Linked DNA regions of Homo sapiens: region 1 is linked to region 2. A link is a loop called in an ENCODE intact Hi-C map of the cell type or tissue named here. Cell type or tissue: Caco-2. All regions are shown on one strand. Each heading gives the region's core, and the rest is flanking DNA. Links, peaks and the distances in the headings are about the cores only. Region 1 overlaps MIR3681HG (MIR3681 host gene). Region 2 overlaps MIR3681HG (MIR3681 host gene).

Region 1 (10,601 bases), core at 4,770-7,269, 63 kb before region 2:
TACATATTCTGAGGACGTGGATATTTAAAAACATCTTTATTTTGGTTTTCTTTAGTCAATTTATATTAAACAGGTTACTAAAATTTTCCTTTCCTTTTTATCAGTAAGTTTTGTTTAGGCAATTATTTTCTGAAAAACTGTTGGCAAAATTATTTGCAAAAACTATTCTTAGTATTTTACCATTTATTTTATTCACTATCATTTATTTTATTTCTGCAGCTATGTGCCTCTTTCTCTCTCTCTCTCTCTCTCTCTCTCTCTCTCTCTCTCTCTCTCTCTCTTCCTCCCTCCCTCTCCCACTGACATGTTTGTTTGAGGCTGATCCATTCCCCTGGACACACCGCCTTATCTGTATCTCATAGGTTTTGACAGGTGGTATTTTGTGTATTGATAGATAAATAGTTTTAAATTCTCAACGTGGTTTTTTATTTGATCTTCATATTTAAATATGTATTCTCTTTAGCGTTTGTTTTTTGGTGGGGTGAAGAGGTTTGAATTAAGTTCATGCCCCCATGATCACTGGTCTGCACAAGGGGTACATTGCCATCCTTCCTCCACTAGCAACAATTATTCTAATAGTTTGATTGGTCTCCTTTTATTGATATGTGCCTTCCACAATGCATATTGCTATTTCATGTTTGTACCTAAATGTATAGAAATGTTTATATTCTTAATCTCTTCATATGCTTATCAGGCTTTAGTATTTTCTCTTCCACAAATTGCCTATAACTGTTATACTACCCTCTTTGTCCCAGCATTCTTTCTTATATCAAGTATTTTTCTTTCTCGGATTTAATTTTAATTTTGCTAGAGTCCGGATTTGAATAATACTACGAGAAATAGCCTGTAATTGCTATGTGTTCTGTGGCCTTGAATATTTAAATCACCTTTGTTTTGCTTTTACATGTATATGCTAGACGGATTTATTGGAAATAAAATTATAAGTTTTTCATTACATTTCTCAGAATTTTGAAAATAAATCCTCATTATCTTCCAGCAGCTTCAGTGATGATCTTCCTATGAGAACCTTCATCATTGATTCATAACTGAAATATTCTAATTCCTAGACTTGTTCTGAAATCACACCGTGCTGGGACCAGTTGAATGTTTGTTGATGTTCTTTTATCCTGTTTGGCAGTTCCTTGTTTCTTTAATTTTGAAGACTCCAGAAAAATCTTTTTCCTCTTACTTTGATTGTTTCTCCTACTATATTTTATACACCTGGAATGCCTGCTAGGAAGTTGTTGTAGCATCTGGATCTGGCCATGATGTTTCTAAAGTTTTCTATACTTTCATAGCTCTTAGTCCATTCGTACTGCACTCTAGAGAAATCCCATGGTTCAAACTCCCACTTTGTTAATTCTCTCTTAAGGAGTCTCCTACCTACTACTAAGCCCTGGTGGGTTTTGTGCAGGGATCACACTTTTCATGCATAAGATCTCAAATGACTCCTTTTCTTAAGAGATTAGTTTATTTTTTCTTTTGTCTATCTGAAATTATGGATTGCATAGTTCTTTTTCTTCATTTCCTATATTATTTCTAATTTTAGTGTGATTTTTTTGAGTTTGCTTCTCTGTTTCATTTAGTTTATCTTCCTAAAATGTTTGTTTATTCTGACTTCTCTGTTCGTCTTATTTGTGAATTCCTGTCCAACTGTGAAAATTTGTATTTCAAGAATTTCTGTTTAGATTATGGCAATCTTTCTTGATTTCCAGTATTGCTATGATTTTATTTATTTTTAGATGTTTCTTTTTCTTCTGTCATTCTTATGGATTTGGGTCAAAAGGGAAAGTGGTATGTGCACTTGGTCCAACATGCTGATCTAATCTCCTCTCCACTGTTTTCTAATTGAGTATGTTTTTGTGTTTATTATGCTATAAGTTTGTGGCAGTGTTTTCCTTCTTTGTTCTAGGGCACAGTTTGTGTTTAGAGGTAAGGGGTTGAGTCTGTCTGGTCTATCCTGTGAGAATTACTAAATTGAAAATCATATCATGAAGGTTGGAGCAGTTCCAGAATGAGATTTGGGTGATTGGCCAGCTGGAGACATGTAATCAGACTGGATGGATAAGCCTCTTTAAAAAGTACAATTCATGACAACTTCACTAGTCCTCCTCTGGACTAACGAATGCCTTTGCATCTCATAGCATTTTACCAGCGTAATAGAGATCTCTAGAATATTTATAGAGAAGGCCAGCCATCTTAACAGTTTAAAATTCTAATGTAATTCTGAAACTTCTTACAGACAAAAATCATGAAAAGTTTGTGAATATGAAAGTTATATCAAATTATAGAAGAATTATTTTGAAAGAAGTTCACATAATCAATATATATGCCACGCAGCTATAAACAAGAACACTCATGGTTAGAGATATAACATCCTATTGGAAAGTTATCAAGTTGTGTCCTAAGGATTTATTTTGAGGCACCCATTTTCGATGAAATGCTTGATACATAATTGCTGTCAGTAGGACAAAAAGAATAGTGTTCAGATTTACTCTCTAAGAAAATTAATACCTTACGCACTGTCTTTCATTGCAGAAAAAGCATATCTTTATAGGTAAAAATATTTTTTTAAAAATAAATTACTTCTGCAAATTTGTCAAAATCAAATAAATAATCACTTTCAATGTCTACATCAAGTGCAATTGGATATGATAGTAATGAAATCTGGAAACCAATGAATTGAATATTGAATCAATGAAGTGTAAACTTTTTGTGTTTCTTTAAACTTATTATTTCCTGTTTACTTAAAAGCAGCCTAAAATGTTTCTGGTTAAAAAAATCAATGTATATTTTAATATGCAATGAAATTTGATTGAATACCAGCAAGTCAGCTAGACCTTGTATTTTTCTTGGCATTATCTGGCACCTATGACTGACACTTGCCAGTGGTCCCTAAGGATCTCCTTGCTCTTTGGACTTCCCTCTTTCAGGTTTTCTTCTGGTTTTGCTATGGCCCCAGAAATAGTACCCAGAGACACTGGAATTATCTGTCAATTTCCTATGACCCTTATTTCACATTGCACCATGACTTTTGGATAGCTATGTTCAAGCTTTCCTCCTTGTAAGTAAGTTCTTTAAAAACAAAATAGATTTCTTAAATTCCACCAGAAGAAACTTAATGACTAGTATTTGAATAAATATCTAGCAATCTGGGTTTTGTTTGTTTGATTGTTTATTCTGGGATAAACTTTTGCACACATTACATCTTGACACCAATAACATTTAGAAGCATCTTACAGTTGCCATATAGCTACATTTCTCCTGCTGGCAAGAAGTTGCTTAATATTCTAGTAGCATAATAGGAAAATGACAGGTCTTTGATGTTTCAGTCAACAACCAGTTAAGGACTACTTGAGGAATAAACATGAATTCTGGTTGCTGTCTCAATACTTTTTTTGACACCTTTTTGTAAGATCAAGAATCTGCCAGCATTAAATGTTGCAGACTTGATATAATTGACTTGGAAACAAATTTCTTGAAGCAATTGTGGAAAGTTCTTGATGGCACAGAAGATAATAATTTGTGGGGAAAGAAATGGACATCAACGACTAAGTTGAAAATTATTTCAGACAAGTGGCTTTGAGTATGAAATACTTTGAGGATCACTTAACCAATGAACCTCAGTTATATTTTCTTTTTAATATTTGGTTAAGTGGTATGAGATTAAAAACAATGTCTCATATGTCTAAAAGAACTCTTTCAATAAATATAGAATAAAAATTCTGTTACAAAAAGCATTGTCTTATAGCTCAATTGCCAGCAGATAATAAATTGCATTTTCTTTTTTAGATGTACATTAAAAATGGTGCATTAGAGGCTTCAGAATGTAGTATTAATCTGAGAGCAGAAAATTTAATGATTTAAAAAGTTTCAAAAGTATTTTTTAAACAAAATTTTTTTAGCCCCTGTTATATACCTGTAAGTCACCATGCTAGTCCTGATGAAAGTGTGGGCAAATTGTCCAACAAGTAAGAAGAACCTTATGATGTAATGGAGGAAGAAGTGAGACTGTACATAAATACTCTTAATAGCATGAAAATGGCGAGTGCTTTTCAAACATCCATCTAACTATGTACTATGAAGACTCCAAAGACAGGAAAGATGATTTCCAACCTGAGATGAGGAAAAAAGCCATCTTGAATGTTATTAGAGCTTGGTATACCATATGGGCAGGATGTTGACATCAATGATGGTGGAAGCGGTATCATGGGGAAGAAGATATCACCCTTGCAGGTATGTTGTTGAGTAATAAGTAGTTTGACCAGCCTACAACTTATGGTCCACAAGGGTAGGCAGTGGGACACACGGTAGAAGCAGAGCAAGCTCTCTCATAGGGTGTCTCCAATGCCAGGTTACCAGGTCATGGCACTTGGACTTCATTGCACAATCAATCAATTATAAACCACTGAATATATTTTACATAATAAATAAATCTGACCATGATTTGATTATGTTCTAGGAATATACTTCTGGTATCACAAGTAGGGTGGATATGTGTTGTGGCTAGGGTAGAGGGACGCAGCAAGGTACACAATGGAAGAGTCAGGAAGGAGTAGGAGAGACCTTTGCCCATTTTACAGTGATTTGTAGATAGTGTTGCAACAATACCCACAAGTGCTAATCAGAGGTAAAATCATATCCTATCTGATTGAAGTAAACATCATGACAATGAGTGCCACAGTCATTGTTATAATTTATATTTTTTATTCAAGATAATTATCTCTTTTGAGATTATGGACTAATTTCTGTAATTATACTGTGGGCCCAGACCACTACAATTGCTGATGAAATCAGGAAATTTTGATTGATAGTTGGGGAGTGAGGAGTTTATTCACAGTTTATTCTCCACTGTGGCAGCCACCAGCCAAGACAAGAAACTGAATACCGTCTCCACAGTCCTAGCTCTCAGAGTCGTGACTCTTTAGCATGGGAGAGAGAGAACTAGCAGGGTGAAAGACACACACACACGCACACACACACACACACACACACACACAGAATTATGGATATAAAAAACATGAGAATCAAGAAGAGTTTTTTTTTTTCTCTGTCGTTTAATGTAGAGCAAAAGCTAGAAAGAGGTAGAAAGAACACAGATTTTGTCACTTGCTACGGTTGGGTTCCATTCTGACCATGTCACCCTAGGCAAGTGATTTAACCAGGATCTCTGAGCCTTGTTTTGTTTATAACTGTATAGCAGGTCTGTCGTGCTCACTTAAAATTATTTTTCTGGAGAGAGGAAAAGTTTCCTCACAGCAAAGACTTGACTTGAGGTTGGTCTAGGTGCCCTATCACGTGCCAGGCACTCTACTCTATCCCTCACAGACTTTCCAGCAAACACCTTCAAGCCAACACGTCTAGGAGAGTGGGTCGGCCAAGAGTCACTGAACATTGGGTGTTTTGGTGAAGCAAAAAGAAGAGGCTCCTGGCATGGACAGATTCAGCCTGGACACGCATAGGGTATGTTTGACCCTAGGCCAGTCACTGGCTTTCTCTGAACCTGAGACAGTTCATACGTAAAATAATTACAATAGAATTGTTATTGGGATTCAATCAGACTGTCATGTCTGCACATAGTAGGTTCTCAGCCCTGTTCGCTGTCTGCCCAGATACCCCTGTTGTGCTGAGAGTTTTCGCTGTCAGCCTGCGGCATAAGCCAGCTCTCACACTTTCCCTCAGCTAGTCTGCTGTGTGCTGATGTTATCTCATTCAGCAGAGATAGCTGCTGGGAGCTGACCTTCATTTTTAACTGTCAGTTTCCTTTGAACTGTTATCCCTCAGAACATTGCAGTTTATTTAAAACCAAACAAACAGAATAGACACCGCCCATCCAACTACACTCAGTGTGAGACTCTGTTGTATCTCTTATATTGGAAGTTCTTTGCTGACAGTTTATCTATGGAATTGAACCTGTAGGAGCATGAAGAAGGAAGATGAAGAAACACACACACACACTGCATTCCTCACTTGTTACAAGAGTACATCTTCCAGAGAACAAATGGAAACTTCTGTCTCAGGATCACTTAAGCCTTTTAAGTGTTCCTGATAAATATTCTATTGCATGGTACTTGAACACTTTCTAGCAAAATGATGGATTTAACTTAATCTCAAGCCAGGTTTTGGTACCACATCTTCATGCTGAAAAGTCCTGGAAAATTCAGCTTGGATGACAGGTTCCTTCCATCATATGCCCTTGAGAAGAAACAGCACCTTCAGCCTGTTCACCTGCATGAATCTGGCTGAAATGAGAGTTCCTGTCTTATTCTTAGTTTTATTCTTTTAAGAAGCTGCATCTTCCCGCCCTTATCTCTCTCCAGTGATTCATTTCAGTTTCCCCAGCTGACGCTGAGGATTAATAGTTCATCATCCATTTGAACCCAGGCTCTTCTTATTAGACTCAATCTGTACAAAGTCAGATTCATTTGACAGAGATTTGTTTTTTTATGGATTCGAAACACACACATGCACTCCAGAATTTGTTATTGTGATGCCATATTCCAATGGTTTTAAAAAAATGCTTCCATTCACTAAATTCAGCAAAATATAATGAGAGTTTAATGGGTATCAAGCTCTGTGCTAACCGAATATGTGCAGTGGTGTATTATTTAGGGCTCTCCCAAGAAATAGAATATATATATTTATATAGAACGATATATGTATGATAATATATATGATTATATATGACTAGATGTAATTATTTGTAAATATGCAGAGAATATATATAGATATATATGGGATTATATGTAATTCTATATAAATTACCTATATATAGATGGAATATATATATTTATATATAAACATATAGGATATATATAATTATATTTATAAATATACAGGAGATATGGAGACAGTCAGGGGAGAGAGAGAGATTTACTGTGACAAATTCCCTCATGAGGTTACACAGGCTGAGAAATCCCACTGTCTACAAACTGGAAGCTGGTGGTGTAATTCCAGGCCAAGTCTGAAGGCTGAGACCAGGGAAGCCAAGGGCACAAATTCCAGTTCAAGAACAAGAAGAGACCTACATCCCAGCTCATGCAGGTAGGCAGGAAGCAAAGAGGGCAAAGTCTTCCTTCCTCTGCCTTTTTGTTCTGTTCAGGCTCACAGCAGATTTGATGAGCCCCACCCACACTGAGGAGAGCAATCTGGAAGTGAAAATCAAGTCTTCTAGCCTCACCATGGTTTAAGGAGAGCCTCAAACCGAGTCATCTGATGAATTGGTGAATGCCATGTTGTCTTGGACTGCATGGAAATTCTCCTGGCTGCACCAGGGAAAGTTCCAATTGTTAGACCCAGTGACCAAAGACAGATGAGCATGACATCTCTATAGGGGTTTGTTTAACTGTCTTCAGGAAATCATCTGCCCAAATGTAATTGTCCCCGGGATTTGGTCCATGAGTGCATAAGTCAACTTTGGTGTCTGTCCTCAAAACTATGGATTCAGAATGACTATAGCTCTAGTATAGAAATACTAATATTGGAACTGAACATATGGATTGATAAGAGGCCTATGCAAAACTTGAAGTGCCTACTAGGGAAGGGGTGAGCATTTCAATATTCAGGACTTGAGGGAACTGAATCCCAGTTCTAATGCTGCTGCCTATCCACTATTTTACCTTCTTGGTGAAGAATTGGCCCTCTTTAGCCTTATTTTCTTCTCTATAAACTGGAATATTTGGCCAAATAGCATCAGAATACTTTTACCAATATGAATGCCTATGTTTTTATTTTATAATTAAAAAAAACACAAGAATAATAATTACTGTGATATATTTGACTCTGAAGATTTATTTGTGTATTTACTTACATTGGAGGCTTTTGTGAATTTGTAGACAGAAAACAATTAGTCAGAACATCCTCCAGAGAGCCAGTGCAGTGATGGCCAAAGAATACAGCCTATTAACCATAAAATCCCTAGAAGAAAACCTAGGCAATACCATTCAAGACATAGGCATAGGCAAAGACTTAATGACTAAAACACCAAAAGCAATGGCAACAAAAGCCAACACTGACAAATGGGATCTAATTACCCAGAATCTACAAGGAACTTAAACAAATTTACAAGAAAAAAAAAAAAACATTAAAAAGTGGGCAAAGGATATGAACAGACACTTCTCAAAAGAAGACGGTTATGTGGCCAAACTTATGAAAAAAAGCTCATAATCACTGGTCATTAGAGAAAAGCAAATCAAAACCACAGTGAGACACCATCTCACACCAGTTAGAATAGTGATCATTAAAAAGTCAGGAAACAACAGATGCTGGAGGTGATGTGGAGAAATAGGAATGCTTTTACACTGTTGGTGGCAGTGTAAATTAGTTCAACCATTGTGGAAGACAGTGTGGCAATTCCTCAAGGATCTAGAACTAGAAATGCCATTTGACCCAGCAATCTCATTACTGGGTATATACCCAAAGGATTATAAATCATTCTACTATAAAGAAACACATATACCTATGTTTATTGCAGCACTTTTCACAATAGTAAAGACTTCGAACCAACCCAAATGCCCATCAATGTTACACTGGATAAAGAAAATGTGGCACATATATAACATGGAATACTACGCAGCCATAAAAAAGAATGAGCTCATGTCCTTTGCAGGACATGGATGAAGCTGGAAACCATCATTCTCAGCAAACTAACACAGGAACAGAAAACCAAACACCACATGTTCTCACTCATAAGTGGGAGTTGAACAATGAGAACATATGGGCACAGGAAGGGGAACATCACACACCGGTGCCTGTCAGAGGGTGGGGGACAAGGGGAGGGATAGCATTATAAGAAATACCTAACGTAGATGACGGGTTGATGGATGCAGCAAACCACCATGCCACATGTATACTATGTAACAAGCCTGCACTTTCTGCATATGTATCCCAGAACTTAGAGTATAATATAAAAAATGCAGCCTATTTAGAAATTAATAATTAGAGGTTGTGACTTCTGATCTTAAGGACAAACATTAGGGGGAAGGAAATTCTCAAGAATAAAGTGGCTTATAATGATATCTTGTTAATATAAGATGTAACCACATATTCTGAACCAAAACTTGGAACACAGTACTTAATAATGAAACAATTATTTGCTATTTAGGCTGTTCTCAAAAATCCAGGATATGTCCTTTACATTTTCAGAGTTGATAACATTATAATAAGAACCTACACTAGGCCATGCAATTTTCTAAATGCTGTAATAGTTTTCTTTAATCCATGCAACAAACACTATTTTCAGTATACAGCCAAAGAAATGGAAATTCCTGGAGGTGTTGTGACTTGCCTGAGGTCACACAGTTACTTGTATCAGAACTGCTGTTTGAAGCAAGATTTCCTTGAAACCAAAACTTCTCCTTATTCTGATTTAGGAACTTCCAGTATCTGAAAAGAATAATTTCATAAACAAAAAATAAGTAAAAGGATGGAAAAGAAACCTTGCCTAATTGGACAGTGATCTCGAAAGAAACGGAGAATGAATTCAGAATACTCTGGTGTCAGAGGGCTGCAGTGGAACCCAGAAAGGTCTGTGGAGACACCCCAAAGAGCGATGTGGACAGGCTCTGGCCACTTTGGTCCTGATGCAGCAGTTGTCTTAGTCTATTTTGTGCTGTTATAACACAATACCTGAGACTGGGTGATTTATAGAGAGCAGAGATTATTTCTTACAATCTGGATGCTGGGAAGTTCAAGGTCAAGGGCCCCACATCAAGCAACAGACTTTTTGCCACATCATACCACAGCAGAAGGCAAAAAAGCAAGAGAGCATGCATGAGAGAGAGATTGGAAAGGGGGTTGAACTCATCCTTTTATAAGAAATTCACTCCTGTAACAACTAACCTACTCCCTCGTAAATAGCATTAATTCATTCATGAGAGCAGAGCCCTCCTGACCAAATCACCACTTAAAGGTCTCACCTCTCAATGCTGTTGCACTGAGGATTACGTTTCCAGCACATAAACTTTGGGGGACACTTCCAATCTATAGCAGCAATGTGGATATGGCCCAAGGAATAAAAGATCCTGGTGCAATTGACCAATAGCAATGGTCTATCTAGGCAGTTCAAACGAAAGAAATCTCTTTCCTCATAGCTACTTTGGGAAACTACAGTAATCTAAAAACAGACCTGTTACACTCTGTGTAGCCTTGCCATCTTCATCTTCAAAGAGGGGATAATACAATATAATGATAGATACTACATGAGGACAAATAAGCAATACCAGTTTGCTTAATGTAAATTATTGTATGCATGCTAGTTGCTGTTGCTTAGATTTAAATATTACTTCAGTATCCAAGAAAGACTAATGGTCATTTTATAATGAAAAAATGCAATTGATTAAATTAAGAATCCAACTGATGAATTTCACAGCAGATTAGACACAAAAGAATATAGAATGAGTGAACTGAAGGACAAATCAACAGAAAAATTATCCAAACTAAAAGATAGAGAGAAAAAATAATGAAAACAACCAACCAGAGGAACAAACAAACAAAAATGGATTAAGAACATCAGACACCACACACCTACAACCATCTGACCTTTGACAAACCTGACAAAAACAAGCAACAGGGAAAGGATTCCCTATATAACAAATGGTGCT
Region 2 (10,601 bases), core at 4,966-7,465:
AGTGTTGAATCTGTGCAAAACATTGAGTCCTTTGTCTGATTCAAAACCCACATCTCTTGTATTAAGCATGTAATTATGCACCATAATAATGTCTCACGTTTTCCCAAGATTTTATATTTAACCAATTTCATGTCAATTATATCACTGAACACTAATTCCCTTTCCCCATCCTGTCCCATTCTCTTGCACTGCCAACTCTTCCCTCAGAACACATACTCAAGAAGCATGGAATGTTGACCATGTTTGGAGGTTGAGGAAACGGACATTTGCAGAGGGTGAATGATGCCCCAAAGTTAGAGAAACACCAACTAGAGAAGCAACTGTGTAAACAGACTATGAGCTGATGGTTTTGTTTTTAGGGACACAGCTCAAATTCCCTAGGACTGTGCTTTGCTTATAGTACACCATTAGATGGAAGCCCAGCTCTTGCACAGTGATTTCTGGCACCTCTGAGTGTAGAAGTATTTCTCCTTCTTCAATCTCCCTCCATACCTGCCTCCCCAGGCTCCATAAACTTCTCCCTTATGATGCCCTGCCATCTGCTATTTCCAGAATCCACTCACAGATGTGCCTCTTCTACCAATAAACTGTGAGCATGTGAAGGGCAGTGCCCATGGCTGACTCTTCCCTGTATCTGTTGACCCCACCCCAAGTATTAATGTAGGTCCTGGGGCGGAATGATGTTTGATAAGTGAGCATGAAACAGGACCCATTACGGCGAGCAGTTTAAGATGAGGAAAATTAAGAGTTGGAAGGGAACTAATATGTATTGATCCCCTATGCATGCCAGGCTATAGCCTCAGTCCTTTACAGTTATTCTCCACTAATTTCTGACTTCCTATTACCATCCTCATCATAAAGAGGAAGAAAATCCCACTCAGCGAGATTAAGTCATTTGCCAGTCATCAGGATTTGCATCCAGATTGGGCAATTCCCTAATCGGTACTCTTTGTACTAAAAGACAACCCCAGGTGAATTGGCAGGATCCAAAGACTAATCCTATTTATATTCATCACAGGAGCATAATGTACCAAATACCTGAGAAGAAACAGGATAGGAAATTTTCTGTGTGTATTTTATCTGTGCAGGGAGCATTGGGGTCTATTTTCATTGGCTTTATCCCCCTTTTTTTTACTTAAAACTAATAACAACTGAATATTTTCCACTGGCGTATAAATGGATGTCTCAATTGCAAAGGTGCCGACAGCTCAGTCTTACTTAACTTTCAGTTTAGGTATCCACCCTGCATTGCACAATCATCAAATGAGATATGATGCAATTTTTTTTAAACAGACTTTGCAAAACAAGTATTGAGTAACCAGAATCTCTTTTTCCTTGTATGTGCCTAGCAACCTTGCAGGTCTGTTTGACAGGAAAAATTTGCCCTTGGACAGCAATTCAGAAAGATACTTAAAGGCTGAGAAAAGCATGAGGCTCTGGAGTGTCGCAATCAGTGGGTCAGGCTGATTAACCAAAAAGGAAGTGCTTGGGCTCCCCCGTTGCTCCGCCCCTCTCTGTGTAAGGCAGCAGGGTCAGAGAGAGAAGCCAAATTTATCTGACACATTCCTCTGTTTACTTTGTGGACTGTAGAGCTTGGTGAAAAGCTTTCTCAGATATATATATTATATATAATATATATTATATATATTATATATTATATATATATTATATATATATTATATATATTATATATATTATATATATTATATATTATATATATAATATATATATATTATATTATATATATTATATAATATATAATATATTATATATTATATAATATATTATATATATTATATATTATATAATATATATATACACACACACGTACATATATGTATGTGTATATATAGTATATATGTATATATATAGTATATATGTATGTGTATATATAGTATATATATATGTATGTATATATATAGTATATATATTATTGTTAAAAGAATGATGCAACATTGCAGAAATTTTTGAAAAGTGAAAAATTAATCATGCATCATTTCATCACCCCAACAAATGTGTTTTCGGTTTTATTTATTTCCTTCCAGGCGTCCTCCTCATTCATACATATTTTACACACTGGGACAGAATCCAGGAAACACCATCTGCTGAGCACTATTTGGTCAGAAACTGGACTCAATGATTTAGATTTTTAATCAAATTTATTTCTGACAAAATTCCTCCAAGGTCAAAAGATTGTCTCCATTTTACAGATTAAAATGCAACCACTACCTAAGAAAATATTAGTACCTGCCTGAAGTTCCCGGGTCAAGTCATGAATCTGGGATTCAAATACAGTTTTGTTTGCCCACAGAACCAGTGGTTTATTCTACATCGTCACTCAGCTTTATATTTTTCTTATTTACCATTATATATAAGTATGTTATTTTATGATACTCATCTATATTAATATGTTAATATATGTAATCTAAGTACTAATGATGTGTCACCATTTACTCTACAATATTAAGTTTTGGAGCAGATATTAATCTCAGCCTGCAAAAAATCAATTTTGCAAGAATGTAATTGTATTTTCTGTACATGGGCAATATTCATTTCAAACCTCTGTTTTGCTACATGGTAGAAACTTAATCTCATCAATTGGGGACTTACACTCCTGAAACCTGTAAAATTCCAGAGATTGTTTTTGTGTTCCATGTTCTTAATTAGTGCCATGCTTGGGTAAAAAGCCACGCATGTGGCTTTTATGTTTACCTCTCTCCATTGTAACATCCCCTGGGATGGCCTGATACCCTTCCAACTCCTAGTTATCGGTCCTTAAATGCCACTGCGCATCCTCCTTTGCCCGACTGCAAAGCCTGTGCACTTCCGGCTTAAAGTAGCCACTCCTAGGCCTCTCTTCAGAGCAAGAAACAGGAGTAGCAGGACTGAGTGAATTGGTTTTCCACGCCTTCATGGCTCTGGCTTTCCATGGTCTTGCTTTCTCATTAGTTGGATTCCTATTTACAATGGATCTGCTGCATTTCCAAAGAAGACTCTCAGCCACATGCTACAAAGTTATCAGCAGCGGCTGTGATGATTGGGATGAAACGTGGGATGTGTCAAGGCAAGAGAGGACACTCAAGTGGTGGCTCACACCTGTAATCCCAGCACTTTGGGAGGCCGAGGCAGGCGCATCACGAGGTCAGGAGATCGAGACCATCCTGGCTAACCCAGTGAAACCCCGTCTCTACTAAAAATACAAAAAAAAAAAAAAATTAGCCAGGCGTGGTAGCGGGCGCCTGTAGTATGAGCTACTTGGGAGGCTGAAACAGGAGAATGGCGTGAACCCGGGAGGTGGAGCTTGCAGTGAGCTGAGATCACGCCACTGCACTCCAGCCTGGGCAACAGAGCGGGACTCCGTCTCAAAAAAAATAAAATAAAATAAAATAAAAAAGAAAAGAAAAAAAAAGAAGTGTAGCCTCCTTACAGATGACCAGTGAGTGGATGCATTTTATTAGTTCTCTGGAGAAACAGAAACTATAGGATGAAGATGTAGATATATAAAAATGAGATTTATTTTAAGAAATGGCTCTGATGATTGTGGGGGCTTGGAGAGTCCAAAATTTGATAGGGGAAGCTGGCAGGCTGAAAACGGGAAAGAGTTTCAGTTTGAGTCCAAAGACAGTCTTCCAGAGAATTCCTTCTTGCTGGGAGAAGGGAAAGTCAGTCTTATCAGTCTTACATTCTATTCAGTCCTTCAGTTGGTTGGTTGAGGCCCACTTATAAATGTGGAGCACCATGAGCTTTACTCAAAGTCCAGCATTTTAAATCTCACCGAAAACACCCTCACAGAAACATCCAGAATAATGTTCTATGACATATCTGGGCACTGTGACCCAGACAAGTTGACACATAAAATTAACCATTACAGCATCCCTTGCATGAGCTGGCACCATAAACATAAACAGCAAAAAGGGGATACCTCCCCGAGGCCCCCCCGCCGGGACACCTCCCCGAGGCTCCCCCGCCGGGACACCTCCCCGAGGCTTCTCTGCCGGGATAACTCTCCGAGGCCTCTCTGCTGATTATTCTAATCCACCTTCTCAACTTTTTAGGATTACTCCAAGAAAGGGCATTTTCTTTAATTAAAAAAAAGCAAAGCGATAAACAAAAAAAAAATCCTGTATTTACAGCACATTATTTAATTCATTTGAGAAATATTAACAGTTCCAGGCACTATTCATCTCTATAGATTCACAGGTGAATAAAATCCTATTATTTTTGTCTTAAGGAATTGACTTAACGCAAAGATAGAAAACTAAACAAGAAACAAGAAACACTACAATAATTGCTTAAACTGCAATAATCAAAGGTACTAAGGGACTTTTCCATTTTGGTCTTTCATTAATTTTCCTTTACTGGTTTTCAAGTTAATGTTATGCCACCAGCTGCCCCCAGACAGCCCTAAGAAATGTGCCACTGTGTCGGTGGTGGGGACACCATGGAAGGTGACATGCACAGCTTCACATGGTGGCTGCCCTATGAAGACGTGGGACAAGCAGTATCTTGATTTTAGAAAAAAAAAAAAAAAAAAGAAAAGAAAAGCTGTGCTTCTTCTCAGCCACTGGTTCATTTTTGCCTTAAGGACCAGTTGACTTTACAAGTGATAATATATGTAGTTTTTCTTTGTCTTAGCTATAAAGGAGAGAAAAGACAAATGTGGGTACAATCTGTGGTAACCCTGTAGAACCATATGGCATTCATTCTGCACACTGACTGTGCTCCAGAGTGTCTCTTCTCTGCTCTCTCTCTTACTTTCTCTTTATTCCCTTATTTTTATCACTAGATTTTTAAAAATCTTATTTTAGTAAATGGTCCGCTGACAGCCAACTCAGATCCATTTTGGAAAGACATAGAAAATTATGTAGGTGGATGGATGGATGGATGGATGGATGGATGGATGGATGGATGGGGAGACAGTTTCCTTTCATAGAGTTAAGGAAAATGTCATGGAAACAATGATACTTTCAGGCTTGGTCGAAGAGGATGCATGGCTGTTTATTGGAAGGGAAGGAGGGCAGCTTCTACCTGGGGCAGGTAGTGGGGAGGGATGGGGAAGCTGGATTGCACTAACCTTTGGTGAACAGAGCTAATTAAGTAAGTTACTTAATAATCACATCATCTGGTTAATGCAATTCAGAATGAGTCCCAGATACTCTGGTCATTATGCTGATGGAAAGCTTTTTGAAAAAAAAAAAAAAAAAAAAAAAAAAAAAAGGCCATCTCCCTCTGCTCATCCTGTAATTATCCATTTCTTGCCTACCTCTTGCTGTTTTTGATAAGAGCCATTAGGATAATAATTACAGGCTCAACTAATGTATTAATAACTCTATGGATGTACATTTCTTGATGCCTCTGTGAAAGACTGAAATATGTTAACCTTTTAAATGTCTTCAGTCACAGGCTGTGTCAGACTTTTATTAATGGCCCAGTTCAGCTGCCCAAACTCCAGCTAGCTGCAAGCGCATATGATGTGTGGTAACAAAGCATTTTCATCCTGCTCATGGTCACTTCCCTTTTTAGGAACTTGAAATGAAATACTGTGTTTATCCTGTATATCCTAAGAATGTACGTCAGCTGCAAGCCCTGAAATAGACACAGTTTGCTGCCCTAAATATTTGATTCTTGAGTCAAGTTATTGTAATTGCTAGACATCTTTCTTTAAATATAGAAGGACAGTAGAGCTGTACATTTGAAATAAACATCATGCTCACATATAACACAGTTTCGATTTGATTTTTCAAAAATAATTTCCTCAGGTTTGGTGAGTGCAGTAAATGATGAGATATTTAATTCATCGAAAATCCTACAGCTTTAAGGAGACATGATTAAGACGTCTCTGGGTTATGAAAGGGCATTTCTAGCAGTTAAAAGAATGCAGTTACTACAGAACGGAAACTTCAACACACCCTTTTGTAAAACCATTGTTAATCTGCCATTGCCCCAACTCTATGGCTGCTGTTTCGCTGATAAGTATTTTCAGATTAAAGAGTGAAAGCAAATACATTTACCACAGACAAAAACACATATTAGGGGACCTAACTGCCTTTGAACCGTTTGATAGCTTATCTCCTACCTCCAGGGCATTAAGCTAAAGTTGCAAGGCTGCCTGACACCTGCAGAAATAGCCCTGGGACAAAAATATTTTCAGGTATTCTTGCCTAGTACTTGCTAAAGTTAGAGAACAAAATAAAGGACTCAAAGCTCCTGTGTGTTTATGGCATGCGAGATGCCCATCACTCAGCCTTCTTACCCTCATGTCAGATTTGATCTACTTTTGGACACCAAAATTGAGATTCCAATCTTAAAATTCAAAGCAGTTTGGTAGAGTTTGGGATAGGTAGGTTCATTGAATTTAAACTTCATGGGAGGAGGCATAAATATGGTTTGTTTATTTGAAGGAGTCATAGAAAAAGGAGTTTTCTAATGGTGGTTTAGAAAGTAATAGTCAAAGCTTTAAAATACTCTATATAGCATTGTATAAATTCCTTAATATATAATACATTTAAATATTAAATATATAATATTTATTAAAGTATTAAATATCTATATTCTATACTTAATACTTTAATGTGTCATATTTTATAAATTCCTCTAAGGAAATTATTTATAAAATATTATGTGTTTAAGTATTAAATATACAGTATATATTAAAAATTTATAAAATACACTAACATATATGTATATATACACACACACACATACACACACCAAGATAAAAAGAAAGAGAGAGTGCACTCACCTGGGACCAGCTTGACAAAGCCTGATGAGTTCTACCAATTTATGTCCAATACTCCTCTTTTTTTCCATCATCAATTTATGAAGTTAACAAATATTTATTGACACTTACTACTTATCTAGTGCTGTGCAAGTTGCTCAAAATATAAAGTAGATTAAGACAAGCATTTTCTGCCAAGTTTGCACAAACAAATGCAAAGAAGACTGAAATTTCTTGAGAGAGGACCGATGATGAAAGTAAACAGAGGACCTCCAAATGCTCCAAGAATGGGCACCATCCCCCGGCTGAGTGGGGAAGAAAGGAGAGCACCAGAGGCTGCTGCCTGAGAGGGTATTTGCGATTGTTTCTCATGGTATTTGCTATCCCTTGTTGTTTGGATATAACAAAGGCAGAGGCATGTGTTAACCACGCTTCTATGTTCATGGCTTGCTATCAACAAGTGCATGTGGAAGGTCCCAGTCCTATTTTTGTTTGTTAATGTATTTGTTTATTTACTTTTTGAGTTCCCTTTCTCACCATTTCTTACTCCTAATTCTCCTATCCCCACTATCAGCAACAATTCTATTCTGATTAATGTTGACGTCTGTGTGTCCTTATACACTGTGTGTGCTATCATTTTTTAGGCATGCATCTTAATTCCTGTAAGTGGCATTTTTTATATCCCATTATGTTTCTTTTTCACCACACACTATGTTGTTAACGTCCAGCCATCAGCCACATACTCATTACTTCCAATTGCTGTATAATAGTCCACCTTTGTCTATGCACCAGAATAATGAGGGGTGCACAGGTGTTCTCCAACTCTACCACCATGCATGTCCTTGTGAGGTCCACTGTTAAAGCATTTAAGAATTATGCCATTATTTTTTTTTTTTACTAAAAACAAAGTATTCAGTATTTTTAGCATGTGCCTAGCAGGTAATACAAAGATGTAAAGCCCACAGTCCTTTTTCTCTAGAAGTTAATTGTATAGTTTTTCTCTAGAAGTTAATTGTATAGTTGGAGTGGGAAGGAGGATGTATGATCTATAAATAAGTTACTCTTATAAAAACAGACAAGGGCTAGATCAACAATTCCAAGATGCAGGAGAAGGTAACTGGCATTTGTCAAGCATCTGCTATAGGCTGGGCTTTTTGCTGAGAATTTCCCGAGCACTGGAAAATTTCTCTGGTAAGCATAAAAGGAGGGAGACTTATGGGGGCAAAACCTAAGAAGCCTACTTGGAAAATGCAAGATTTACTCCAGGAAAGTAGAACTTCTTCAAGCATAGATGGGAGCAGGAAGAACATTATGGTCGAAGCAAACCTAAAGAATAAAGGATGAGTGCTCAGAACATGTGGGGCATTGGTGGGGGAGCAAGACTTAGGTCCATTTAAGGAATTCATAGATAGTATGAGAAATGGTGGGCATTCCTTAGAAAGTCATAGCATGTGAATTTAATAATATTTTAAATTATGAATAGAGGTGGTGTCCTGGTATCTAATCCTCTCAACTAATTTGTGCCATGCAATATTCTAAAATCTGTGATTACAGAGATGAACCAAAGAGACTTGGTCCATATCCTTGTGGAATGTAAATTCTACTGGGTAAAAGCAGATGATAAATAAGTTAAGACAGAGCAGATGAATAAATAAGCAAACCAAACACAAAAATATAAGATAATACATGCTAGTTCATAGGCCATTATATGAATTAAAAACAACTGTCTCCTCTAGGAGGACAAAACAGAGAAGAAAAATACCACTCCCACTGCGATGAAAGGCTTGTCTACTCAATACTGCCTCTTACTAATACAAAGAAGATGTTCCTCTAGAGCTCAGGAGGAATCTGTGAGTCAGATTTCAACCCACACTCATCCTCCCAGCCTGCAGCCATTGGCAATGCCCAAACCAAGCAGCCTTGGACATGGACACAAGACAGGGCCTTGTGTTAAAGAAGAAAAAGATGCAGAGGGCAGGTATGTCAGTCAATACGATTGCCTTGCACAAATGGTGATATTTGTCCTGAGATCTCAAAGAAGAGAAGCAACCTTTTATGCAGCATTAAGGGAATGTCACTCCAGACAGAGGAAGTAACAAGGTCAAAGGCTCCAACACAAGTGCTGATACAGTTGTTCCCAGACCAGAAGGGCCAGTGACTGACACAAGAGCAGAAGGTGATACAGAGATAATAGGGGCCCAACTGCAGAAGCCATGCTGTAGCGTTTGGATTTTAAGATTTTACTTAAATGGTATGTGTATGCCGTGCATGTATTTTATTGTAGTTGAAGCTAGGTGGAGGAATTTAATTGAAGAATGGGTTTACAAGAATCTTCAGAATATCTTGGCTTCTACATAAGATAAAAATAAATACATTCAGGTTATAAAGCTCTCATTTATGGAATCAAGATTCTAGATTGCCATAACTGAAGGGGAACTCATATATTATTTAGTTCAAACTTTTTTTATTTAAATAAAAAATGATATCCTATGTAGACACATTAATTTATTCATATATAGATCGGTATATATTGATTTATATAGACATATTAATATCTAGATATACTGATATCTCTATTTATCTATCCATCCCATGTAGATATATTGAAAAGTACCAAGTTCAAAAACTCAAGAATAAAACAAATTCAATTACTTAATCTGTCTATACCCAAACTTATTACGCATATTTGCAAATTTCCATTCTACCAGGTAGTGGACATTTAATTTAAGTCTATTCAGTGGCTCTCCTACCCTCATCCTGGTGCTCTTTCTAAATTAGCAGGCACATACACTGCTCTAAGCCATTGATAGTACTGGAAAGAGCTAATAGGTCCCATCTTCATTGTTGTTTCAGTTCATTCAGGCAGCTACAGCAAAATGCCTTAGAATGTATCATTTATCCCCTGAGTCCCCAAAGTCCATTCATATGCCTTTGCATCATCCTCATAGCTTAGCTCCCACCTATAAGTGAGAACATACAATGTTTGGTTTTCCATTCCTGAGTTACTTCACTTAGATTAATAGTCTCCAGTCTCATCCAGGTTGCCGTGAATGCCATCAATTCATTCCTTTTTATGGCTAAGTAGTATTCTATCATATGTAAATACCACAATTTCTTTACCCACTCGATTGATGGGAATTTGGATTGGTTCCACATTTTTACAACTGCAAATTATGCTGCTATAAACATGAGTGTGCAAGTATCTTTTTTTGTATAATGATTTCTTTTCCTCTGGGTAGATAGTAGTGGAATTGCTGGATCAAATGGTAGTTCTACTTTTAGTTCTTTAAGGAATCTACCACTACTTTTCATAGTGGGTTGTACTAGTTTACATTCCCACCAGCAGTGTAGAAGTGTTCCCTGTTCCCCGCATCTGTGCCAACATCTATTATTTTTGGATTTTTTGATTATGGCCATTCTTGCAGGAGTAAGGTGATATCGCATTATGATTTTGATTTGCATTTCTATGATTAGAAGGGGGTGAGGGATAAAACAGTACAAATTGGGGGCAATGTATACTACTCAGGTGATGGATGCACCAAAATCTCACAAATCACCACCAAAGAACTTACTCATGTAACCAAATAACACCTTTTCCCCAATATCCTATGGAAATTAAAAAAAAATTTTTTTAAAGAATGCATCATTTATAAACAACAGAAATTTACTGCTCACAGTTCAGGAGGCTGCAAAGTCCAAGATCAAGGAACCAGCAGATTAGATGTCTGATGAGGGTCTGTTTCTCCTAGGAGGCACCTGCTATGTGTCCTCACATGGCAAAAGGGAAGGGACAAGCTCCTCTGAGCTCTTTTGTAAGGAAACTAATGCCATTATAAGGAACCCAATTACTTCCCAATTATCCCACCTCAGTACTATCACACTG

Evidence for each region. Hi-C counts contacts between places; a loop is a spot of excess contacts. Peaks named below come from ENCODE experiments on the same cell type or tissue, not always from the same donor. Only the 100,000 strongest peaks of a DNase experiment are listed, where the experiment ranks them.
Region 1: it touches region 2 in a loop (14-fold over the local background); 10 of 110 quality-filtered maps call a loop at or near these places.

What each region holds. Positions count from the first base shown.
Region 1 is chr2:12,510,072-12,520,672 of GRCh38, reverse strand. All of the region lies in intron 4 of MIR3681HG (MIR3681 host gene), which reads right to left. Among named protein-coding and RNA genes, the nearest start is that of TRIB2, 200 kb to the left of the region's middle. In Caco-2, for the core only: no CTCF peak of the experiment used is centred there; a DNase peak (open chromatin) is centred at 5,732.
Region 2 is chr2:12,447,287-12,457,887 of GRCh38, reverse strand. The region is part of intron 4 of MIR3681HG (MIR3681 host gene); the gene reads right to left. LOC105373431 (a long non-coding RNA gene) reads left to right here. Exons shown (of 3, transcript XR_922805.3): 2 at 8,455-8,696. Among named protein-coding and RNA genes, the nearest start is that of MIR3681, 250 kb to the right of the region's middle. In Caco-2, for the core only: no CTCF peak of the experiment used is centred there; a DNase peak (open chromatin) is centred at 6,037.